3 separate regions of the Homo sapiens genome follow, and all the other regions are linked to region 1. Evidence: chromatin contacts called from ENCODE Hi-C or POLR2A ChIA-PET data. All regions are on one chromosome and are shown on one strand. The core of a region is the stretch at or near the end of the contact, and the rest is flanking DNA. Distances in the headings are between cores, read along the strand shown. Region 1 holds the start of HIPK2 (homeodomain interacting protein kinase 2). Region 2 holds the start of SLC37A3 (solute carrier family 37 member 3). Region 3 overlaps KIAA1549.

Evidence for each region. Hi-C counts contacts between places; a loop is a spot of excess contacts on that map. ChIA-PET counts read pairs that join two places held with the same protein, here RNA polymerase II (POLR2A). Pooled maps may share reads with other maps.
Region 2: a map of CD8-positive, alpha-beta T cell shows a loop between it and region 1 (7-fold over the local background). The contact joins the promoter of SLC37A3 here to the promoter of HIPK2 in region 1. A Hi-C loop is called at or near these places in 2 of 168 maps with a recorded cell type or tissue (CD4-positive, alpha-beta T cell and CD8-positive, alpha-beta T cell), 1 of 37 single-sample maps with no recorded cell type and 8 of 50 pooled maps. POLR2A ChIA-PET finds 5 or more read pairs at or near these places in 2 of 52 experiments (GM12878 and IMR-90).
Region 3: a pooled map shows a loop between it and region 1 (6-fold over the local background). The contact joins the enhancer-like site here to the promoter of HIPK2 in region 1. A Hi-C loop is called at or near these places in 4 of 50 pooled maps. POLR2A ChIA-PET finds 5 or more read pairs at or near these places in 2 of 52 experiments (Panc1 and activated T-cell).

Annotation. Positions count from the first base shown.
Region 1 is chr7:139,776,748-139,780,349 of GRCh38, forward strand. HIPK2 (homeodomain interacting protein kinase 2) reads right to left here and starts at 1,251. Exons shown (of 15, transcript NM_022740.5): 1 at 858-1,251. The coding sequence starts at 876. It also overlaps a transcript of TBXAS1 not described here. RefSeq lists silencers at 847-936, 1,367-1,596.
Region 2 is chr7:140,397,280-140,400,983 of GRCh38, forward strand. It overlaps SLC37A3 (solute carrier family 37 member 3), which reads right to left and starts at 1,251. Exons shown (of 15, transcript NM_207113.3): 1 at 1,137-1,251. RefSeq lists silencers at 789-1,058, 1,169-1,398.
Region 3 is chr7:138,874,717-138,878,339 of GRCh38, forward strand. The region is part of intron 12 of KIAA1549; the gene reads right to left. It also overlaps the pseudogene RNU6-1272P. Among named protein-coding and RNA genes, the nearest start is that of ATP6V0A4, 78 kb to the left of the region's middle. Within about 2 kb of position 1,320, at least 3 of the 41 ENCODE cell types and tissues checked have a DNase peak (open chromatin) inside an H3K27ac peak, as active enhancers do.

The DNA.
Region 1 (3,602 bases), core at 1-2,500:
ACACATCGAAGTGTAAAAACTTAGTTGATTCTGGGTTGCTTTCTGGCTGGAAGCTGACAGAACGGACTGAAGAGAAACGAAAGACAGTGTGCGAGGCAGACCTACTGCTTTTCTGCCTTGCGTTCTTTTCTTTCTTGCTAAAGGCAGTCAAATGGGGAAAAATACCCCGATGCCAGGTGAAGGTGCACAACACAGATCGACCCAGACCGAGCCAGAAAAACGTCTCCGCCGCTCCCCCGGCTGGAAAACCCAAAGTCCACGTCCCCTTCCACACGCTAATGAGGGGAGATTTTCGCCTATTTCATTGTTCTGCCTGGCTCTGACATGGACTTTTCATCTCTCTCCTCTCTCCCCACCTAGCCCCGTGCATTCCGATTCCACAGCCCCCCCAAAATCGGAGGCTCGCGGAGAATAAAGGAGCGTGGGGTGGGCGCGGAAAGAAATGGGAAGGGGCGCGGGGCGGAGAGCGAAGTGGAAAGGAGGTGCTCCGAAAGGTAATGTGGGGGGGCGGTGGAAGCTAAGCCGCATCACCTTCATTTATCGCAAATAAATAAAAAGCACAGTCACCGGTCCGCCTTCCCCGGCGTCCCTGCCCTCCCCGGGCAGCCGCCCACCCTCGCACACGCCCCCTCCCCTCCTGCGCCCCCGGCCCCTCTCCCCGCCCTGGAAGCAAGACCCTGCCGGCGCCGGGTCCCGGTCATCTTCCGGGCGAGGGAGGGGGTCGCGGCCCCCTCGGGCCCCGGGTGGGGGCTGGGGCAGGCGCCGGGGGCTGCGGGCGCGGGGCCGCGGGCAGAACAAAGCTGCGGGGGCCGCGGAGGGCGGCGGGCGCGGGGTCGGCGGGGCCGGGCGCCCCTTACCTTCGTACACGGGGGCCATCGGGGCCGGGGTGTCCGCGGTTCATGGCAACGGGGACGGGAAAGCGGCGCGCGAGCTCGGCCCCCCCAGCCTCAGTCGGAATCTGCCATCTTGAGCCTGTGTCTCCGCTCTCGGCGCAGCCGAGGCCGCCCGCGCCCGCATCACCGCCTCCCGTGGCCGGCGCCGGGGGAGGGGGCCGGGCGCGCCGCCGCCGCCGCCGCCGCCGCTGCCGCCCGGGCCCGGCGCGGGGGGCTCGGGGCTCGGGGCTCGGGGCGGCCGGGCGGGCGGAGCGGCCGAGGCCGAGGCGCCGAGCGGCCGCGGCCCCCGAGCGGATCCGCGGAGGGGCGGGAGCCGGGGGCAGCGCGCGGCCAGGGCCGGCGGGGCTCAGCTCAGCATGGCTGGGCGCGGGGGCTCCGCAAAAGTTGCTGGCGGAGGGGGGCGGCGGGCGGGGGCGGGGGCGGGGCGCGGGGCCGGGAGAGCCACAGGGAGTCCGCGCGCAATCGAGCGCCGATGGCACGGATGCGAGGCGGGGAAGGCCGAACCGAAGGGCAGAGCCGCGCCGGCGGCCCGAGGGGACCGCGCTGGGAGGGGCTGCCGCGCAGCGCGGGGGGACTGGGCGCAGGGCGGGCCCCGGGTAGTGGGTGAGAGGGCCGGCCTGGACCCGGCGGGCGCACGGCTCCGAGCCCAGCGCAGCCGAGCCGGTCTGCAGAGGGGCCCCCAGAACTTTGTGTGTGTGTGTGCACGCGCGCGCGTGTGTGCCCAGGTGCGAGGGTTCGCGCGTGTGCTGGCGGGGAGGGAACCGACCCGAAAGAGAGCCCCACGCTGGCAAAGTGGCTCGCCCATCTCACAGCCGGTTGGCGCTCGCGGAGGTAGGAGTGGAATGAATGAATGAAGGAGTGGGCGCGCGCCGTGCTCCGGAGGAGGGCGGGTGAGTGGAGGAGCTTCGGAAAGCCACACGAGGTCAGAGGCACCGAAGCCCTGCCGTGCACGCCGCGGAAATGCAGCCCCCGGGGTGGTCGCTGGGTTCCTGCCGGAGTCTGGCTTCCACGCCACCCTGATCTTCTCCTCCTCGCGTCTACACTGTCCCGAGGGCCGCCACTCCATCACTTGAATGGGAGCTCACAACTCTCTGGGTCCTCGCTTTTCTCAGCGCTCTCTCCTATCAGGGCTTCCGCTAAACACTCTCCAGACTCTCCCCAGCCGGGAGCCTCTCCAGGTTTGCTTCTCCAGCTGCCTCCCGGATGCTTGGATAGGATGCCCTGCCATCCCCTCCAACTTAGGAAGACTTGTTGAGTCTCCTCTTAGGCACTGTTTTTAAAACTGTGGGTCGTGACACAGTAATAGATCATAAAATAAATGCAGCGGAAGGCAACCAGCTTTCAAAAAGAACGAAATGGAATCCAATAGAAAATATTAGAGTCCATTGCCCTTAGTAAGGGCAACTATTGTTTCATAAACCTTTTGTTTCGATTATAGGTACTGGACAAGTGTACTGGACCATGATGTCAATTTTATTTCCGTCTGTGAATCGTGGGTTTAAAAAAGTTGAAAAGCTATCTGTGTAAAATAATGATCTCTAACACTGTATAACTTTCTTAAAAACAACCTCGTGATTTTCTCACTACTTCTTATCCTTTCCGGTCTCCATCCTCCGTTCCCATCCTTCAGTCCTTCCCAAAAAAGGCAAGCTCTTTCACACTTTTTTAGTGGTACATCACGACACCTTCCTCTGTGTGATCTTGTACTCTGCGGTCTTCCTTGCCCCCATAATCAATGCTACACTTCCTATCCCTTCTCTTAACCTAATGCCATTCACGTTTGCAGAATCCTAGACTACTGTTGCTAAAAGGACCTCAGAGGTCATCTGGGCCAGCCCTGCCCTTTTAGAGTTGAAGAAATGGAGTCCAGAGAAGTAAAATCTGTTGCCCAATGTCACACAGTATTGAAGCTTAGGAATAGGTCTCGTGGCTCCCACTCTAGTGTTTTTTGCTCCACACCGGTCATTTATCTCCTTCCCTTCTATCCTCCCTGCAATCTTTAACTTTAGTCTTGGCCCAGGTCATCCTAAATATTGCCATCTTCATAATACGTGGTTCTGGCCATGCCACGCTCCTGGCTAACATCCTCTAAGGACTCAACCTCTGCAGGTGGGGCTGAGTGCCTTGGCTTTTCATCAAGGCAGGCGAGTCCTGACTTAGCTTTCTAAGGACATGAGTTCAGCAAGTCACTGCTTCTCTAGCCAAACTGGTTTACTTGTAGCCCAGTGCCAGCTTCACCCATCTCTGTCACTGTGCCTTTGCCCAAGCGGTCACTTTCCCACCCACTTTCCCAGAGGGGTACCTTCTCCATCTTCTCTCTTTAAGCAGATTCTACCTGTGCCTGGCTCACCTCCTCCACAAAACAGCCCGAGATAGCGTGGGAGTAAGTCAGACCTAGGTTCAAATCCTAGCTCTTCCACTTAACTATGTGATCTTGGTCAAAATGCTTAACCTCTCTGAGCCTCAGTGTCTGTATTTTGATTATGAGAAGGAGAACAATAGTAATGTTCTCCTTTTGCATCTGTAAATCTCTATCATAGCCTTCACCACACAGGTATGTAACTCCCTGTTAATACATACCCTACATGCATGTCTCTCTGCCCCTTTCTAGTGCTGGCCATTAGAACTTGCTGCCATAATGGCAGTGTAGCTACTTATGTCTGTGGAGCACATGAAATGTGGCTAGTATGACTGAGGAACTGAATTTTT
Region 2 (3,704 bases), core at 1-2,500, 620 kb after region 1:
GCCTCCCAGGTTCAAGCGATTCTCCTGCCTCAGCCTCCCGAGTAGCTGGGATTACAGGCATGCGCCACGACGCCCAGCTAATCTTTGTATTTTTAGTAGAGACGGGGTTTCACCATGTTGGCCAGGCTGGTCTTGAACTCCTGACCTCAAGGAATCCACAGGCCTCGGCCTCCCAAAGTGCTGGGATTACAGGCATGAGACACCGCGCCCAACCCGAAGCTCAATTTCCTCATGTATTAATTAAATGAGATAATTTATATGGAGTTCTTAGTATAGAGCCTAGTATCCAAGAAACATCAAACAAACTGAAAAGAAATCATTTAAGCACCAAAGCACTGAAGACATTCCCTTCAACAACTGTTATATATATTTATGTATGTATAAATTTGTGTAAAGGTAGAAATAAACCGGTGGACAAAAAGATAACAACTGAATGATTTTGCTCACCCCAGGAACCACTCCTCCCTATAAACTATAAACTTTTCAGTAAGAGTTACCACGAGATAGCCTACCATCTTACATTTCAAAAAAACACTAAAAACTCCGGGGACACATTCCCATTATCTCCTGTCAAAACTGAGAATAAACAGAACACACCCTGCGAAGAATAAGGAGGGAATGACGAATAATTTGACCAAATTCCTTGACTGAGTTCATGCTAGTTACCAGAAAACAAAACCAGTCACTCACTGAGACCACGCTTCTTCTCTGACCTCTATACATCCTTTCCAAAGAGCTTCCTTCCCCACCTACCTGAAAAGCATCCCCTCTCCCCTGGTCCGAACGACAAGCCCTTTTCTGATCAAGTCAGAATCTCCCAGACCCACGGCCGGAGGACAGGCGGGCGAGGAGCACAAAAGCCTCTGCCGCATGGATCGGGGCCGGGCCGCAGGGTCCCCCGGGGGTCCTTCTCCTCCCCATCCACCCCATCGCAGCCTCCCCGTGACGGCCGGGACCCCAGGCCCGGGCCCAGGGAGGAGAAGGAGGGGGCGAGCGGCCGACCCTGCCTGGGCGCCCCACCCAAGGGGGGCCGCCACCTACATCTCCCCACCGCCCTCCCGACCCGGGAAGCCCCTCGGATTGGACCCGCCCCCGCCCCAGCAGGTCTTCGGCCCCACGCATCACCGCTTGCGCACCCGAGATCCGCAGTGGTCGCCGCTCTCCAGCCCCGGCTCCGCTCGCCGGGTCAGCTTGGCTCCGCTGCCCGCCTCCCCCGCCGCCAGCTCACCCCTGGCGGTGCGACCAGGGTTTCCGGACGCCCACGTGACCCTCCCGTCGCGGGGCACGCTGGGAGTTGTAGTCCCGCCACGCGGCCTCACCTGCCGGCGCGGAGGAGGGCGAGGAGGGCGGAGGCTGGGAGCCCACAGAACTCTGCTGCTGCGGACCTGGCCAGTAATGTTAGCTGCAAAAGACGAGAGGTAGAGAGAAGAAATGATATGGGGAGAACTGGTGCATCCTTTTTTTTTTTTTTTTTTTTTTTTTTTCAAAAAAGCGGTATTCGGTCTTTGTTTTTATAAAAAGTAACGTGCTGCTAAGTGTGCTACTGACCGGCCTAAATTTTAGGTGTCTAATTAAATGCAGGCCGGGCACAGTGGGCTCACGCCTGTAATCCAACACTTTAGGAGGTCGAGAAGGGAGGATCACTTGAACCCAGTAGTTCAAGACCAGCCTTAGCAACATAGCCAGACCCCATCTCTACAAAAAATGTTAAAATTAGCCAGGAGTAGTGGCATGTGCCTGTGGTCCCTGCTACTGGGGCGACCGAGGTGCGAGGATCGCTTGAGCCCAAAAGTTTGAGGCTGGCAGCTGTGATTGCTCCACTGCACCAGCCTGGGCAACAGAACGAGACCCTGCCTCCAAAAAAAAAAAATCCAACACAAGTGTCTCACACCTGTAATCCTAACACTTTGGGAGGCCGAAGTAGGAGCATCATTTGAGAACAAGAGTTTGAGACCAGCCTGGGCAAGGTAGTGAGAGCCGCCCCCCATCCACCACCACCACCGCCGCCACCGTTTCTTAAATAAAGGGAAAAAATACAGACACTTGTTCGAATTTTAAAGAAAAAAAACTTCTCTTAATCCAGAAAATCTCCACAACAACCATTACATACCTGTTCTCAAGATAAACAATCACTAGTCTTCAAATAACAGAACTTGACAACACCTTTTGTCAAACATAGTTCCTCCTTACTTAATAGTAGTAATTGGGGAGACCACTCATGTTGGCTTTATCCAGAAGCAAAACAAACTTCGCATAACTTTTTGTTGTTGTTGTTCGTTTTTTAAACTTCGCATATCTTTTTGTTTGTTTGTTTTTTGTTTTTGAGACGGAGTCTTGCTCTGTTACCCAGGCTGGAGTGCAGTGGCGTGATCTCAGCTCACTGCAAGCTCCGCCTCCCGGGTTCAAGGGATTCTCCTGCCTCAGCCTCCCGAATAGCTGGGACTACAGGCGCCCGCCACCACGCCTGGCTAATTTTTTTGTATTTTTAGTAGAGACGGGGTTTCACCGTGTTAGCCAGGATGGTCTCGATCTCCTGACCTCGTGATCTGCCCTCCTTGGCCTCCCAAAGTTCTAGCATTACAGGTGTGAGCCACCGCAGCCGGCCAAAGTTCGCATATCTTTATAGCAGGAGGTAGTTTTACAAATTGGAGCAAGGCGCCCATACCCACTAATTTAGTCTCTTACCCTCATGTAGGAACTGGAAGATACAGGCACTAACTCACGTCTGAATTTCAAAAAGATGACCCCCAAGTCCTTGAGGATACATTTCTGAGTTGTGATACTGGCAAGAGGCTCATTTCGCCGTTATAAAGATTTGTGTACATTCGAAAAGGACAGAGAAAGAAATTTTGAAGGAACAGAGAGAAGGCTGAGAAGTCTCTTTATTTTCAGCAGAGGAATTAAGCCTGTTATTTTTCATTTTTATTTGCCCTTATACAGTGGTAGTTTTGTTTCTAGCCCTTATACAGTGGTAGTTTTGTCTCTAGGCATCCAAGGAGAAATATGATGTCAGGGTGAGCAAAAATAAATGAGCCAAATATGTTACTTTTATTTTTAAAAATATATTGTGAATCGTTTATTTTTCAGCCTAAAAAAGGTAGCAAATTCTGACACATACTACAACATAGACGAACCTTCAAAAACATTATGCTAAGTGAAATAAGTCAGACATAAAAGGACCAGTACAGTACAGTTCCACTTATATGAGGTAGCCAGAGTAGTGAAATTCATAGAGTCAGAAAGTAGCATGGTGGTTGCCCATGGCTGGAGGGAAGGGGAAATGAGAAATTGTTGTTTAATGGCTATGGAGTTTCCGTTTGGGATGCCAAAAAAGTCCTGGAGATGGATGGTGATGTTGGTTGCACAACAATGTATTTAATGCCATTGAATTGTACACTTAAAAACGGTTAAAATGGTAAATATATATACATAGAGTGAAATACATAGTTTTTTGTGTTATATTTACATATGGGTGTATACATATATATGTGTGTGTGTATACTTCAAGTATATAACCTGTGTCACCACCACTCAGGGCTAGAATGCCTTCTTAGCCATGTGGTGGTGTGTATCTTTAATCCCAGCTACTAGGGAGGTTGAGGTAGGAGGATCACTTCAGCCGCACCTTTGGAGGCTGCAGTGAGCTATGATCGTACCACTGTGCTCCAGCCTGGGTGACAGAGGGAGACCCAGTCTCTTAAAAA
Region 3 (3,623 bases), core at 70-2,569, 900 kb before region 1:
CTAGAGGCTGGACATGGTGGCTCTCGCCTGTAATCCCAGCACTTTGATAGGCTGAGGCGGGAGGGTAACTTGAGCCCAGGAGTTCTAGACCAGCCTAGGCAACATGGCGTAACCCCATCTCTACAAAAAATAACCCGGCGTGGTGGTGTACACCTGTAGGCCCAGCTACTCGGGAGGCTGAGAAGAGATGATCACCTGTGCCTGGAAGGTCAAGGCTGCAGTGAGCCATGACTGCACCACTGCACCCCAGCCTGGGCAACAGAGTGAGACCGTGTCTCAAAAAAATAAAAATAAAAGTGCACAGCTAGAGAGGAGGAATGGGTTGAGCACCTGTAGGCACTGTAGGGTAACTCTAATAATTTATTGCATATTTTCAATTAGCTTGAAGAGCATATTTTGAATGTTCCCAAGGCAAAGTAATGATAACTTTGTCTGTGGTGACAGATATGCTAATTACCCTGATTTGATCATCACACAGTATATTCATACATGGAAATATCACAATGTCCCCCATAAATATTTGCAAGTATTATGTATCAACTAAAAATAATAAAAGCAAAAAACACATCATGTTGTACACCATAAATTTATATGTTTTCTTACCATCAGTTAAAATACAAATAAAAATCTTAAAAAGAAAGAAAAACGCTGGGCATAGTGGCTCATGCCTATAATCCCAGCACTTTGGAAGGCTAAGGCAGGAGGATCGCTTGAGCCCAGGAGTTCAAAACCAGCCTGGGCAACATGGCAAGACCTCGTCTCTACAAAAAGTAAATAAAAAGTTAGCTGGGCGTGGTATGCTCCTGTAGTCCCAGCTACTCAGGAGGCTGAGGTGAGAGGACTGCTTGAGCCCAGGAGGTCAAGGCTGCAGTGAGCTGTGATTGTGCCACTGCACTCGAGACTGGGTAAGCAAAAAAATAAAAAATAAAAAATTACAGCATATGGGATTGTATAGAACAGGATAATGTCAACAAAGCAGAATGAAAGAGAATAGTTCAGCCTGAATTACTAAAATGACAAAGCAAGAGAGCATTTTTAAAGAAATATTATTTCATTATCTACAAGTAAACACAGTCAAACCACTTTTTTTGTCCCCCGAGACAGGGTCTCGCTCTGTCACCCAGACTGGAGTGTGGTGATGCAATCACAGATCACTGCAGCCTCGACCTCCCAGGCTCAAGCGATCCTCCCACCTCAGCCTCTTCAGTAGCTGGGACCACAGGCACACACCACCAGGCCTGGCTAATTTTTTCTGTTTTTTTTTTTGTAGAGTCAGAGTCTCGCTACGTAGCCCAGGCTGGAAAACCACATCTTTACTAATGTGCGCAACCCACGTTAACATCCTGTGAGACAGCAATCACATTTATCTCATCTTCATTGTATATCACCAGCACCTGACCACAGGCACTTAGCAAGCATTTGCTAAACGGATGACTCAATGACTACAGTCATCTCCACTATGTTTATAAAATTTTACCTTGAAAAGGTCTCTAGGAATCTGCCTTCATGAAAAGATAAGAATTCTACTTTATGATCTCAATCATTTTATAAATGGTACAGTACTCCAAAATTACTTGAAAAACTTCATTGTTATATGTACTCAATCTCATTTAAACTATTTTGCAAACTCTTTTAATTTTTTTAAAATATGGAATGCTTCCCCAATATGCATGTCATCCTTGCACAGGGGCCACGCTCATCTTCTTTGTTGCCTTTCAATTTTAGTCTATATGCTGCTGAAGCGAGCACTGCAAGCTCCTTAGCACATGCAAAAGTCAGTGTCAGCTTGGTTTGCACATGAAATTCTAGAATTTGGAATTTGTGGAATTCAAATGAAGTTTTAACTACTTAAAAATCACACACTTGCACACATGCAATCTAAGGAGAGCATAAAAGAATGCTGAGTATTTTGCAATCCTTACCTACTTGGTATATTCCTGATGATAAAGGGGAGCGAGAGAAAAACTACAATTATGCACAGACGCAGCAATGGCAGCCCATCTCCTGCCTCATCTCTCCCTTCACATCTTCACTAAGGGGATCCAGTGGTTATGATTTGAGTTATTTTAAAGCTAGAATAGCTGGGAACACAGTGACATCTGAGTAAATAATCTCTTAAGGGTTCATGGATGGCCATGAGGGTATGTGTCAGGGCCTAGTCACCTTCCAAAAACAGTCAGCTGGAAAAGGAATAAAGCACAACCTCCAATTTACCAAAACTGAAACAACAGTGTTCTCTCAGCTTCCATTGCAAGGTGGGTCCTTAATATGCCACATGACCTGGGACAGTCGTCAACAGCCTTGCCAAGAAGCCTAAAGAGAGCCGGTAGCTGTACCACCCGCAGGAGTGAGAGGGAACGCTGGTCCCATGGCAACATGGAAGAGGGCTCCATAATGGATCTCAAGCAGCCTCCCTCCCCGCTCCCCACCTCCATTAATTTTTACTTCATTACGACTTTCAACAAAAGAAATATTTTTATGTGAATTATAAAACAGGCCGAACATGGTGGCTCACGCCTGTAATCCCAGCACTTTGGGAGGCCGAGGTGGGCAGATCACATAAGGCCAGGAGTTCAAGACCAGCCTGGCCAACATGGCAAAACCCCATTTCTACTAAAAATACAAAAATTGGCCAGGTGTGGTGGTATACGTCTGTAATCCCAGCTACTCGGGAGGCTGAGTCATGAGAATCGTTTGAGCCTGGGAGGCAGAGGTTGCAGTGAGCCAAGATAGCACCACTGCCCTACAGCCTAGGCAACAGGAAGAGACTCTGTCTCAAAAAGCAAAAAATTTTAAAAAATAAAATAACTGAAAGCTAGGAGAAAAACTCAGAATATTTTAAAATAGGATATTTAATTTTCTATGCAAGCAATAAAATACCTACACAGCAGCATTAAAGCTATCTAATGGCACCTTTCAAGAAGTAAAGTTCTAAAAGTAAATTGATATTTATAGTGAGAAAACTATCTTTCTACAACATGAAAATAATGTACAGATTCTGCTATCTCTTCAAATTGTAACAGCAGCATCTGAGCTTCTAATATTCACAAAATCATCTAATTCGCTTCTTTCCTTCACATTCAAGCTCTCGGTCCCAGAGCTGTGATGCTTACTACCTGGATTCTGAGCCTATGTTGAGAGTGGTGTTTGATTTTTGTTATTCTTATAGAATATACTGGCTGTAATACCATCAGAAGGCATTAAATGCAGGCACTGAAAGTAAGGTTTTCTCAGATAAGCAATGAACAGAACTTGGAAAAATCCAGAGCTCTTTCCACGCCCCCCCAAATATTTCTTTCCAAGGATCAAAACGAGATTCTAATCCTGTCTATCTGAAACAGTATCGGTTACCATGGTGCTAAATAATTTTTAAGATTTTGAAAAACCACATCCAAAGAAAAAACTCTTCCCTTTTTCTAAGGGGATGTCCTTAACATTACAAAAGAACCAAGTGGAAGGAGCTGGAAGGAACTTCAAGGACCAGCTAGTGCAGCCCCACAGGAGCCTTGAAGGCTGAGCAACCCGCGAGGCCACAAGCGTGTCAGTGAGAGGAGACAAGGACAGGCTAGGGCAGCCCCACAGGAGCCTCAAAGGCTGAGCCACCCGCGAGGCCACAAGCGTGT